Regions from separate parts of the Mus musculus genome. Here region 2 is linked to region 1. Evidence: chromatin contacts called from ENCODE POLR2A ChIA-PET data. All regions are on one chromosome and are shown on one strand. Each heading gives the region's core, a stretch centred on a gene start or an enhancer-like site at or near the end of the contact. The rest is flanking DNA. Distances are from core to core; before and after follow the strand shown.

Region 1 (6,834 bases), core at 1,104-3,603:
AGAAGGTCTGGGAGGTGTGTTGACTGTCAGCCATCACCCTGGGTGACACTTATCATCATTCCTTCTGGGAAGATTCAGGAGGAGCCAATGACAATGGTTCCACCTTGACAATAGCTTCCTCCACTCCGATGGACAGAAGCGGGTGCAAGCTCACACACGGGCCACTATTTCCTAGCTACCAGCCTACTGAACTTTTAGGAAAGTAAGCAGATTCCTCAGACACCAGTGTAACAGGAAGAGGAATATGATGAAGTTTGTAACGGGCTTTGGAAGAAAAGGAGTCAGGGAAAGAGTGGCCCCCTAATCCACTTGGAGCCAGAGTCTTGCTGATCTGTGAGCATGCTGCTTATGGTGTGCCCACCCACTCAGCAACCTGACCTCTGACCATTGGTGCCCCCTACTATTAAAGGAGCTGCTTCCAGGGTCAGAAAGGCTTCCGTGCTGAAGTCTGAACTCGGGCTATGGTCAGCCCCAATAAAGAGCTGGAGGGAACACAACTCCTCTCTCCTGTCCCCTTCCAACCCCAGCAAGTCCTGTCAGGACGGCCATTGTCACAGAGCTCTGAGCTGCAGGCAGGTTTGAGACACTGTCCTGACACCCTCTTCCCACTGTGGGTTTCTGCTGCAGCTGGCCAGCCTCCTGCCTGGGACATGGACAGACCTGAGTCTGCCACCCATGTAGCACAGAAATGGGGTGACTATGGGTAGGCAGGCCCAGGAAAGAGTCTTGGGATGTTGTGGAAGGGGGAGTGGTCCAAGCCATGGGAACTTTTCTTGGGGGAGCTTCTCTGCCCTTTTTCAGACAGACCCCAAGTGTTTGCTGCCAGCCTCCACCTCTAGTTCTCCTCCATGGCCTTGGCCTGGGGCAAGCATGGAGGAGTTGCTTCTACCCCAGTGCACAGCTCCTTGTTGGCTTTCTGATCAGTGAGGGGATCAGTGTGTGCTTGAGTAGGCACCATACCATGCTGGTCTAAATGGACTAGAAAGTGAGATGAAGGGGCAGCTGTAACCAACCAGTCGCAGTGAACAGTAATTGACAAGTCCTTATTTGACAGCCAGTTAGTTTAAGCTGGCTTTCTGTCACAAGAAGAACCCAAGAAAAGACAGATACACAGAGATGTACACAGAGATGTACATAGACGACAAGGAAACAGAGGACAGTGGGCTGAATTCCTTCTCCTTACACATGTAGCAAAGTGAATAGGGGCCGTCTGAGTCCCCTGCTGAGGCTTGACAGCCGCGCCTTGGATTTGTGTCCTCTGGGTTGTTGGAGTGGTGTAACCAGCTGTCCAGGAAATGGATGCTGGAGTGTTATGTTTAATTAAAAGGAAACATTCAGCTCTGGTGTTTTACAATGTAAAGCAAATAATTCCTCTCTGTTCGTCTAATTGATGTAAATATTTCTTCAAAGGGAACCGCGTTGGAACCCCGTGTGCCAACCTGGTCAGTTTTCTCAGCCAAGCCTTACCCTTCCTTAAACCATCAGCTACTGGGCAATTCCAAGCTGTGCTGAGAGGCTCCTCCCCCGGAGCTATCCACCCAACTCCCGCCCCCGCCCCAATTCCCTTCCGAACCACCCCATGGAACTCGCTCCACGTCTCCCTCGCTCCTCTCTTGGGTCCTCTTCCCGGAATTCTAGACCCAACTGTCGGCCGCCACCCTCCGTTCAGCACCAGTCCACCACAAGCACCCGCCCCAGGGCCCACCCTGTCCCGATCCTGCCTCCAGGGCTCAGGGTTCTCCCGCTAGAGTTCAGCACCTTCCTCCGTCTCCACCTACTCCGGCTCCGGGTTTCCTCCCTTCCGGAAGACCGTCCAGGGTCGACGCACGCCTCGCCGACTCACCTGCAATAGCGCGGGAGCCACCGGCCCCTGTCGCGCACTCCTGAGGGACCCTTGAGGGCCTGCAGCTCGGATCGCTGCCTCCCGAGTGCCGCCTCCACGCGCGCTCGCGCCGGTGCCACCCGCACCGCCCACACCCCGCGCTAGCTCTTCCTGCGCCACCCCGCCCCCGCTTTCCGCCCCCAGCCCGGCTGTCGCTCCGACCCCCTCAGGCAGCTCCAGGGCCTCAGCGCGCCGCGCCTCCGCCTCCCAGCGGCCGACCAATTGCCGCTCGGAGCCGGCCTCCGAGTCCCTCCTCTAGCTCCGCCCTTCGCCCCCGCCTCCGAAATCTACCAATAGAAAAGACGGCGCAGGAGCGGGCCTGGCGGTTGCCTAGCAGCGGCTAGGCTGGGCGGGGGCGGACAGCCGGGGGCGGTGATCCGGGCGCGGCGGGGGCGGGGCCCGGAGGCGGGGTTTTTGTGGGGTGGGGCCTTCAGCGGCTATAAAAGCAGCGGCCGCCGGGCGCCGCGCTCTGTGGTCCTGGTCTGCGCGCCTTTTCCTGTTGCTGCAGTTGTCGCTTTCCTCACCGCCACCCGTGCCCCTGCTCTGGTCTGTGGTGTAGCCGGGACCCAGGACCATGTCGCTTTCACGCTCGGAGGAGATGCACCGGCTCACGGAAAATGTCTACAAGGTGAGTTTCCAGCGCGGCTCCGAGTCGCCCCTAGGTCTTCAGGCCCGAGCAGGGCACCGGCTCCCGGACTGCGGGTGTGGTGGACCGATCTTCCGTTGGTCACAGGTGGCCGCGCCCGCCCAGGGTCCTTACGCCCGCCGCGGCCCGCGCCGTCCCCGAGCACGAGTGGACGCCCCCACCCCGACGGCGCCGCTCAGCCCCCGCGCGCTCCCTCAGTACGCCTGTCTGTCCTGGCGTCCGGAGGGACCGAGATGTTCAGGGCCTGGGCTGCTCTGCGATCTGGCCTGGTCCGCTGCATCCCAGAGTGAGGGGAACAAGGAGCGGGGGCGGCGTGGAGGTTGCAGGCTGCTGCGGGCGGTCGCCCTGCGCTTGCTTGGCGCGGTGGCACCGTGGGGCTCTTCTAGGTGCTGTTATGCCAGCCTCTGGGCACTTTCTCTTCAACAGGCTTTCCCTTTCCACAACTCCTTTACGAGTGTTAATGGACGTGGCCCAAAGTGGGAGGTCGAGCTCGGACAGGTTGGATGGGTGGACAGATAATCCATCATCTTATGTAACCGCAGAGGGAGAAGACTAATTGTGTAGGAGGCTGACGCGCCTGCTTTTGCTTCTGATATGTGTTAAGAGTCTCGCATTCACATACTAATCTGTGAAATGACAGTTTCTCATGGAAGAACTGCAGAGCCTTGTGCAAGCCCCCTGGTGTCATGTTATGTCCATGCTTTGGGTACAGATGGACGGGCCATTTCCTATTTCTTCACCATGGGTTCTCACAGCCCTGGCCCCTTACCCTCAACAGCACAGCCTGGGGCTCCCTGATGGCATCAGGTCCGCTGCAGTTCTCAGTGACATTTTTTTTTTCAAGAGAGAAATTCCTGCCCTGCCCTGTGCATGGCAGTCCTCTTTACAAAGCTGTGCTTTATTTCAAAACTGTCTTAAGGGTGAGTGAAAGGCTTTCCACCAGCCACTAGGTTTTCACATGGAGTTGCTGGTTCATGGCTAAATGGGATTGTGCTCTGCTCGAGAGCAACAGTTTCTGATTGTATGAACCAACCATGGTTGTGCCTTTCTAGGCAATGGCCTGTGAAACCCTCATAGCTGTGCTTGCTCTGTTGCCTACAGCAGATGGAAGCCTCCAGGGTGGCTGCTTAGGTTTCAGCTGGAGTCCCGGGGGCAGATTATACTTTAATTCATCATTTAATAAAGGCTTTAGAGTTGTAGTTACATGGGTCTGGAGGAACCTTGAAGGTGGGTGTAGGGGCTGAAGGAGCTCTAAAACCATGTTCAAGCTGCCGGCAAACAAGATTGAGAACAGCCTTTTGTTCTTTATGTTTAGTATCTGTAGACTCCATGGTATATGTTCCCCTCTTGTTGGTCTGCGGAAGCACATGCTGTCGGGAGAGGGAGGTTTATTAAATTATTAGTCATTAGTTCCATTACAGTTTGCTTTGTACTGCAGGGGAATGGGAAAAGAAATACTGGTCACAGTCTGGTTTTCTTGCTTCTTTACTGAAATCGTTAAAGAGGAACTTCCATGGTGAGAATCACGCAGGGTATGAGGAGTAGCTTTGCTTTGGAGAGTCCCATGGTTCTCCTTAGTAAAACTCATGCCCGGGCAGTCAGCCTGCACGTAACGGCTTCAGGCTTCACTCACATGCTGCTGTAATTCATCTGGATGTCCAGTCAGAGCTGTTGCAGTGGCAGAGAATCTGGATCCAGAAGATCTGGATCATGGCACTGATTGAGGGCTAGCAGGCTGGGAGCTTAGAATGGAATTACTGTGGGTTTGGTGGGGCAGTGGTTGGTGAACCTTCCATGTGAACATGAGGTGATGAGATCTTTTGAGTTTTTGAGGTGTTGGACACAGGTCGGGTGTAGATGTCTGAAGGGCTTTCTTGCAGTGTAGGCAGGTGGCTCTTGTATCCACTGAGGCCTAGTCATTGACTCCTGTGCTCTGTTCTCGTTTTGTATTTTGTCACTGATGTGTATGATGTATGGTGGTGCTAGTACAGGTTGGGCAGCTTTGGCATGTGGGCTAGGGAGATATCCAGCCCACACAGAGGCACAGTCAGAGAAGAGCCAAAGTCACACGTGTGCAGTTTCAGGCCGGTCCAGCCAGTCTGCCATGCTGTCTTCTCTGGGACATGGAGTAACTGACTCTCTACTAGGGGCTCCTCCTATGCTGGTTGGTGCTTGCAGATATGCTGGCAGTACCTCCTGAGAAGGCCGGGACGTGGCTCTGCTCAGTGTCACCCGCCATGCAGGCTCCGCTGTTTGCTTTGGCCCTTGCATCACTTCAGCTGCAGTTCTGAGTGGTGTTTGCCTTGGCAAAGAAGGATGCTTGTCCTTGGCCCTCCTGATTAAGAATTCAAGAATACAATGTACAGTTTTGATTTTCCTCCTGGAAGAATGCAGACTTTGACCTCTTTCCTGGTGGCTCGGTTCCCTTGGGAGCTGTGTCCTCGGGGAATTTCATGGAAGATGAAGGGAAGGAAAACAGGGCAGCCTCGTGACGTTCACCAGGAGCTCATCCATAGGCCTTTGGGCCCTTCAGAGAAGGGGAGCTTCAGGCAAGGAAGACCCCTTCCTCGTGCACAGACAACAGAGAGTAGAGGCCGGCTAGTGTTCACCCTAGGTAGCACCTGGGTTGGGCATAGATTACTGGAGGCAGGGTCTACTGCCACAGGTGAAAGAGCGTGGTCTTTAGAATGAAGTCAGCCCAAAGCCTCAGAGCCCTCTTGGATCCCTCTGAGTAAACATGCTCTATGAGATCCTAGTGGGATGAGAACAGGTCAAGTTAGCAAATTTGTTGCTGTTTTGAAGATAGGATCTCATTACTTATCCCTGACAGTCCTGGAACTCATGATATAGACTAGGCTGGCCTCAAACTCACAGAGATCTGCCTGCCTCTGCCTCCCTAGTGCTAAGAGTAAATGATTGGCCTTTTTTTTTCTTCTCAAAAGTTTGTGTGCTTGTGTGTGTGTGTGTGTGTGTGTGTGTGTGCTTGTGTGTGTGTGTGTGCTTGTGTGTGTGTGTGTGTGTGTGTGTGTGTGTGTGCTTGGGGGGGGCGCATGCCACAGCTCCCACAGAGTGGTTAGAGGACAACCATGAGTGTGTGTGCTCCTCTGCATGGGTTATAGGTTGAACTCTGGCTGTCAGCTTAGTGGCAAGCACCCTTACCTGGTAAGCCATCTCACCAGCCCAAGTAAGATTGTTGTTGTCAGTTTTCTGAGACAGGGTTTCAGGTAGACTAGACCTTCCTCAACCTCACTGTGTAGCTGAAAATGACCTTGAACTCTTGATTCTCCTGCCTCCACCTTCCAAGTGCTAGAATGAATAGGCATGCATCTTTATGCCTGACTGAGCTTCGTGGTTTCTCAAGGATTATAGTTCACAAGGAGTTCTGACTTCTGGGTAACCCTATAACCCATTGAGGGTGGCAATCACTTCTTCAAGAATAGTAGTACTAGCATTCCTCCTGAGAGGAAAGCTGGTAGAAGACGTTTGTGGTTCCAGGGCCTGGGGGCAGAGTGGTTGAGATTGTTACCAGCAGCTGCCTGGTCATGTTCCTCACACTATGGCTGTTGGCAGAAAGCTGTAGCCATCTAATGAAGGTGCAGGTACCAAAAGGGTCCTGGAGCTGTTGTGCTAAACACAAGTCTGGAGGGAGGAGTCTACCACCACTCCTACATCCCTCTCACTTCCTTAGAAGGATGATTTTGGGGAACTTTGGAAGCATGGGACTATAACCTCTCTGCTCAGACCGAAGTGGTACTTGTCTCTTATTTTAAGAAGGGTATCTACAGTGAAGTGGGGTTTCTCACAGACACCAATTGGCAGGGCATGCCTGCTGAGAGGAGAGAGGCTACAGTGCTGTGTAGCCACCTTTTGTGTGTGTGTCCTGCATGTGTGTGTGTCCTCCTTTTGTATTATAGGTACTTCCAGGGCAGGCCTATCAGTAGAGGCTGAGTGTGCTCTCACTGAGCGGACTGCCCGTACCTGTCATTTTTGTTTGTTTTATTTTGTTTTTTGAGACAGGGTTTCTCTGTGTAGCCCTGGCTGTCCTGAAACTCACTCTGTAGACCAGGCTGGCCCCGAACTCAGAAATCCGCCTGCCTCTGCCTCCCAAGTGCTGGGATTAAAGGCGTTCACCACCACTGCCCTGCCCATGCCTGTCTTTTGAGCACGCACTTCATAGGTTACCTGCCCTTGTCTACCACCAGCATCTTAAGGATTGCAGTTCAGATCTTGTCTCTTTGTAGAACAGCCAGGGCAACAAAAGGCAGCTTGTTTCTCATGCTGACCTCTGAGTTGACCAGCTCTACAG
Region 2 (7,118 bases), core at 3,115-5,614, 87 kb after region 1:
GGGCGGCTGTGATGGGGATGTAAAGTGAATAAATAAATAGGTTAGTGAAAAAATATAAAAATAAAGAGGGGTCTATACACCGACCTAAGTTCCCACCTGCTGTGCTACACTCAGCCAAGCTAACTTTAAACTTTTCTCCCCTAAAGAACGCTTCTTCTATTGCCCCAAGGCATTTTGCCCTAAAGAGACAGAGCCTAACGTGTATGTTAATGGAAAGATCTAGAAACCAATCGATGGAAAGGGTCTGATGCTCTTCTAACGTCATGGTGAGGCTACACTTATGTGTTTCCAAATATAAACGCAGTCCCAGATGGCACCCACTCTGATGCATCTGACCAGGACAGCATCCTGAAGACAGCCAGATAAAGGAAGTATCCGACGACAACAAACCCATCAAGAGGAGATGTCCCAGGAGGAGGAATAAGCCAGTGCCTTAGGGAGGCAGCAAGGACACAATATCAGTGACCTAAAAATGACGCTGTTACATTATCTGAGCTCACGTTAGCTCTCAGCTTGTCAATGCAGAATCCAAAAGCTTTTTGTCATGAGGAATAAGAGGCACAGCCATGGTAGCACACAGTGTGACATTTTGACAGTGTGACGTTTTGTGACGCTGTTTTGCCAAGCTAGAGAATGTTTTTAGTCTCTTTTTATTACCAGTCACAAGAGTGACTACTAGAATACAAAGAGAGGTTTCAGATAGGGCCTGTATGATTAGTAAAATCACAGCAATTATTGGTAATTAATAAGTAATAGTTCATTAATTACTAATTATTAATATTCACTAATTACTAATACTAGCAAAATATCAGTAATTAGTAATATTACAGCAAAAACATTAGCAAAAGTTAGTCAAGAGATGAGAGGCTTAAGAACCTCATTTCTGCAAGACAGAGCTACTGTAGACTATGTGTTGTTCAAGCACGGTGTGGTGATCAACAACCTCCCAACCTGTGCTGCTAACCGTGTCAGGTTTCTCTCATCAATAAAAAGATAAGGTCTCTCAGGTGACTTCTGAGTGGCCATCGTGGTGAAGCTGGCTTTCCCTTGGTCCTCTGTAGGCTATTCTGATAACTCTGTTATGGTTGCCTGTATTGGTTCAACTGGCCATGCAGGCAGTGCGTTCAGCCTTGGCCTCTATTACAACCACAATTTTCTCTTTAAGAACTGAAAAGGAGAGAAGCGTGGGAGGCGTGGAGGTTCTGTGCTCACAGAGAAGCACTAGAGGAGCCAGGGATGTTGAACACACAGTCTTGTTCCTTCAAAGAAGCGGGTGCTTAACCTGTTAACCTCCCAGAAAGCTGGGAGCAGACATGGTGAATAGCCTAGTGCCCTTTGTACTGTGTGGCAGAGACTACACTGCAGCCTCCCCCAGACTCTTGCCATAAGCTTGTCAATCGATAGAGCCTGTCTTTATGGAAGGTGTCATGTGTAGTCAAACTATAGACCCCATCTTTATGGGAGATGTCACATGGAGTATATAAAGAAGTTCAATGAAGTCAAACCTTTAGCTATATTGTGCACATGGCTTGAGTTATTACCAGAAAAATATTTCACCAAATTGTGCTGTGCTTAAATAGGCCTATAATCAACTATTTGGCATCAGACTCCAGAACTTTGAACCAACATCAGATGCTTATTCATCTTGAACTGAACTACCTTCTTGCCTCCTGCAGATCCTGCCTCTGCTGGCCGTAGCCGTCACAGAGACCCAACAGGCCTGTCTGTTATTCAGTGCCCAAGTCCCTGATGGGGGATGGGCAGGAAGAGACAGCCAACTGGAATGGCCAGAACCACACAGCCAGGAATGCTCTTAAACTCTCAAATCTGCATGTGTACCTGGGTTTCTGAAGCCCACCTGCACCAGGGGAGCCCCAGGGACCCTCCTCCCAGACTGACTAAAGCCAACCACAACCCGCAAACACAGAAGTTATCCAAACTGGCTCCATCCTGGGTCCCAACTAAGTGCCACTGAGGCCTAGGAACCATAGAGATCATGCAAAGTGATTGGTTAAAGAAAGGAAAGGCAGATGGTTCGGGAGAGATGGCTCAGCAGTTAAGAACACTAACTGCTCTTTCAGAGGTCCTGAGCTCAATTCCCAGCAACCACATGGTGGCTCACAACCATCTGTGATGGGATCCGATGCCCTCTTCTGGTTAGTCTGAAGACAGCTACACTGTATGTATATGTATATGTATATGTATATGTATATGTATATGTATATGTATATGTATATGTATATGTATATGTATATGTATATGTATATGTATATGTATATGTATATGTATATGTATATGTATATGTATATGTATATGTATATGTATATATGAATATGAAAGAGAGAGAGAGGAAGAAAGGAAGGAAGGAAGGAAAGAAAAGAAAAGAAAAGAAAAGAAAAGGGAAAGGGAAAGGGAAAGGGAAAGGGAAAGGGAAAGGGAAAGGGAAAAGGAAAAGGAAAAGGAAAAGGAAAAGGAAAAGGAAAAAGGAAAAGGAAAAGCTAGGCCAGGCAATGGTGGCGCACGCCTTTAATTCCAGAGCTCGAGAGACAGAGGCAGGCAGATCTACAGCCTGGTCTTAACTCTGTCTCAAAAAACCAAAATAAATAAATAAATGGAAAGGGAAGGGAGAGCTAGATGCATGAGAGGACCGTGCAGCACCTCAAGTATGATTCGGGGTTGGCCCGGCCCCCAGACATTCCCTGGCACTAACACCAAGAGAGCTAGGCCCAACATCTTTAGCTGACATGGGTAGAGATGGGGATGGAAAAGCCATGGCCCTTGGCCTGGGACCAAGGCTCTGTAGGAAAGGGTAGAGGTGAAAGGCAGGTGATGCTGTGCTGTGGTTCACACAAGTCACAACACTGAGTACCAGGCACCATCCTGTCTCTGGACACTGAGAGCGACAGGGCCTCGGTTTGGGTTGGAAGCATCACTGTATAAGCAGGCCTTACAAATCTAAGTCTCTGTAGTGGGCGGCCTGCAATTCCACCCGGGCTCAGGAGCACAGACAGAAAACCACGCCCAGCTAGGGCATGCTGACAGGACGGCCCTGCCCACCATCAAGCTGACCGCCCATTCTAAACCGTCACACTGAATAAAACAGAAAGTGTGTGCATGCCTTCGCGGTTCTCCCTGTGTCTTAGGAAGCGCTTTAAACATTAACCACACTGAGGCCTTGGCTCCGCTGAGGTCATTAGTGCCTCCTACCCAGTCCTATGCTAGTTGTTGCCCTGAGAGGCCCAGTTCACAGGCGCCCCCACCCTGGCCGTCCATCTCCCACACTCCCTCGCAGGACTTGGCTGGGGGATGTGGTCAGGAATCATTACACAAAGCCACATTTGCATAGGAGTGGGACCTTACCATGGGGTGGGTGTCCAAAAACACTTTCGTTAAGATTTCTGTCATCAGTCTTGTCTGCAAGCACCCAGATCCACTACAAGCTCCAAACTCCACATCACTCAGCTCCCGGGAGCAGCCATGTTGGTGCCACTCCTGTACTGCTGAGGCCTGTCTGATGGGAGCTGGGCGATCCCCTCCACTGTGCGGTGTCAGCCAGCCCTCTCCTCTCTATTCTTTTTTTTTTTTTAAAGATTTATTTATTTTATGTACACTGTCGCTGTCTTCAAACACACCAGAAGATGGCATCAGATCCCATTACAGAGGGCTGTGAGCCACCATGTGGTTGCTGGGAATTGAACTCAGGACCTCTAGAAGAGCAGTTAGCGCTCTTAACTGTTGAGCCATCTCTCCAGCCCCCTCTCCTCTCTATTCTTATTGCTGTTGATTGGTTGGCTTTGTTTTCCCAAAGACAACGTTTCTCTATGTAGCTTTTGCTGTCCTGGAACCCACTCTGTAGACCAGGCTGGCCTCGAACTCAGAGATCGCCTGCCTCTCTGCCTCTGCCTCCCGAGTGTTGGGATCAAAGATGTGTGCCACCTGCCCAGGATCTCTTAGCTACTCATGTTACCCCCAACCCCCAGATGCTGAGATTTTCCAGAAATTGAACCGTGTTTGGGTAGTGACTGCCTTTGTGTCTCAGGAGGCCCAGGTTTGGTGGGAGTGTACTTGCGGTTGTCAGAGTGACCCCAAGGCTGCCCACTTGCTTCTCCCTCTGGCCTGCAGCTGTGTCACCTGCTTAGCCTGGCCAAGGAGACTTTGCAGATATTGGTAGATCTTCCCATAGCTCCATGGGTGGTGGCCCTTTGACCCTTTGCTGTCAACCAATGGGATTGACCTTAACCTTTTGACCCCAGTTGTCAGGGAAGCCATTGAAAATAAACATGTGGCCCTTCTCAGGGGAGGGAAGCCTCAGAGGTGAGCACATTCCTCAGATCCTCTTTGCCTCCCAGGTGACACAGGACAGGCCACATGGGGAGGAGAAGGTACCCATAAACAGGCAGACCAACCTTGGCAGCAGGGCAGGTATACCAGGCCCTGATTGGACTAGAGCTCCCAGCAACACTCACAGTGTGACGGGTCAGGCTGGCCGGCAGCCAGTGCTGATGTGAGCATGGTTCGGGCCTCTCCCACCCCCTTCCCTTCTGTTTGAATGCTAGGCAGACACTCTGTTGCTGCCTGGAAGGTTCTGGACAGAAGTGTGCCTCTCAGGTCACATGCTTATTAGCTGGGCCGGACACACCCCTCAAGCCCTCAGGCTCATTCTGCACTCGGCCACTGTCTGGAAACACGGGGCCAGCTGAGGCACAAGAGGAATTAAGGACGGAGGCTGGGGGAAAAGGACGGGCAGGCACCTGCAGTGCAGTCAGAAACCCCCAAAAGTGAACGTGGCTTTGATCTGGTCCTGGCTGTACAGCTCTACCCAACATGGTCCTGTTCCAACCTGTGAGTCCCTGTCCAAACCCACATCTCCACGTTTTGACTAGCCTAGAGTCCAGAAAATCAGGGGGCCAACAGGCCACCCAGGTCTCTTCATAGCACATACCCAATTTAGGTCACCGCAGATGACCCACTTCTGCCACCAGATGGCGATCCCTGGGCATTTTACAGTAATTGCTGAGTGGGGTCCAGAGACTCCCAACTCCTTGGCAAGGGTGTGGAGGAACCAGAAGGCCACCTCAGGCTGGGCGCAACCCCAGCAGCTAATACATGGGCACACCAGGGAGGTGGCCTGCTGGAGGGCAAAGGTCGAGGTGTAGTCGTTCCCCCAGCATCCTCACAACCAGCCTAGGCTGCTGGGAGGTGACTCTGTTCTGGGTCCCAGTCGTGCCAGGCTTCAGACCACCTGTGTGGTCACCTGCTCTATGTAACCTTTCTGTCAGACCTGATGTCTCCAGGATCCCCCATTCTATGGCCCTGTCACAAAACTTCCTGGACCTGGCTCCCAGACACTGCCTTCAAACAAGAAGGAAAGCCAGAGACCCCACAGAGTGGCAGCTGGCTCCCAGAACGCAGTTCCTTCTCTGATAGGCTCCTCTGAGGCCCTGGGGAGAGGCAGTGCTCCCAGACCTGCACGAGGCCAGGGTTTGCTGGCTGGTGCTAGTTGCTCCGTCAGCCCAGTGACACCATTCATGGCTCCAGGGGACGGTGTTTAGGATACACTTTAACTATAGGAAACTTTGTCCCCTTCAAGAAGCCTCCTGTGCCTCAGGGCCCCTGGCCACTGTGGTTGTCTCTTTCCATCTGTTCCACGGTCCCCTCAAGAAAAGTATACAGAAGGCTGTTTGGGGGCTGGAGAGATGGCTCAGCAATTGAGAGCACTGTCTGCTCTTCCAGAGGTCCTGAGTTCAATTCCCAGCAACCACATTGTGGCTCACAGCCATCTGTATTTTCTGATGCCCTCTTCTGGTGTGTCTGAAGACAGCTACAGTGTACTCATATACATCAAATAAATAATTCTTTTTAAACAAAACAAAACAAAAAAACCTAAAGGCTGTTTGGCTGCTGGATTCTCCACATCTTTTCTTTTCTTTTTTTTTTTTTTTTTAAGATTTATTTATTTATTATATGTAAGTACACTATAGCTGTCTTCAGACACTCCAGAAGAGGGAGTCAGGTCTCATTACGGATGGTTGTGAGCCACCATGTGGTTGCTGGGATTTGAACTCCGGACCTTTGGAAGAGCAGTCGGGTGCTCTTACCCACTGAGCCATCTCGCCAGCCCTCTCCACATCTTTTCATAGGTGACAGAGAGGTCCCTGGTCAGAGGGCAGATGGATACCCACCTGCCTTCTACAGGATGGGATAAGTCAACTCCATCAAGTGTGATTCTACCCGGAGTCCACCAGCCAGGAAACTGCCAAGCTGGAAAGGGTAGGTAGGTGGGACCAAGGTTGGTTGCTGGGGCCCAAAATACATAGGGTCAGCTACTTCCCACCATAGGGACTTAAGCTCGGCCTTCCTGTCCTGAGGGGAGGACCTCTTATTACCAGAGCTGCCCTCCCCCCACCCCCGCCTTCCTCTGAGCAATGAAAACATGTCACCCTTCAACATGTCATCCTTCAACATCACCTGGGCCTGACCTGTACCTCAGTCTCCCACACTGAAAGCCCTATTGCCTTACCTGAGGCCAAGGCTTCTGTTGGTCCCCCTGGGCCCTGGAGCAACTCTGCTGAGGGAGCCTCACCCTCACCCTCCTCTCTTCAGTGAAGCCCCAAGCAGTGAGGGAAGGGGCTTGACTTAGAGCCTAAACCAGGAGCCCCCCAGAAAACAAGGGGCTGTGCACGGAGTGACTTCCTCCAGGGCTCTGTGACCTCTGTCTCCTCAGTACTGCGTGAAGGATTAGCAGATATGCACGGGCCAGCTGCTTAGAGTTGGGGACCTGGCTACCCATCCACCGTCTGTGAACTTTGCCTGTTTATACTGAGCTCCTGGCACAAGCAGCCTCACAGATGTTTATAACATGCCGATGACAGGAATACAGAGCTGAAGAATCCGGCCACCCACCCAGACACAGGCACATCCCCTGGGACCTCCATCCAGGGAGGGGTGTCTCGCCTGCTCATCATTGAGCTCTGCCTGATTTCTCCCTAGGACCAGGTTCACCGTGGCTGTTCTTTGTATCACAGAATTCTCTGTGGAGACTCCACATCCACGCCTTTCCCCAGGACTGTGGAAGGCAACCTGCACATTAAACTGTGCCAGTTAGGGACCAGAGAGGG

The links. ChIA-PET counts read pairs that join two places held with the same protein, here RNA polymerase II (POLR2A).
Region 2: POLR2A ChIA-PET joins it to region 1 with 22 read pairs in embryonic stem cell. The contact joins the enhancer-like site here to the promoter of Baiap2 in region 1. POLR2A ChIA-PET finds 5 or more read pairs at or near these places in 4 of 5 experiments (Patski and embryonic stem cell).

Annotation. Positions count from the first base shown.
Region 1 is chr11:119,940,739-119,947,572 of GRCm38, forward strand. Baiap2 (brain-specific angiogenesis inhibitor 1-associated protein 2) reads left to right here and starts at 2,354. Exons shown (of 14, transcript NM_130862.4): 1 at 2,354-2,510. The coding sequence starts at 2,457. It overlaps Gm11767 (a long non-coding RNA gene), which reads right to left and starts at 2,356. Exons shown (of 5, transcript XR_001780400.2): 1 at 1,844-2,356.
Region 2 is chr11:120,025,401-120,032,518 of GRCm38, forward strand. All of the region lies in intron 1 of Aatk (apoptosis-associated tyrosine kinase), which reads right to left. Among named protein-coding and RNA genes, the nearest start is that of Mir338, 14 kb to the left of the region's middle. Within about 2 kb of position 4,365, at least 2 of the 3 ENCODE cell types and tissues checked have a DNase peak (open chromatin) inside an H3K27ac peak, as active enhancers do.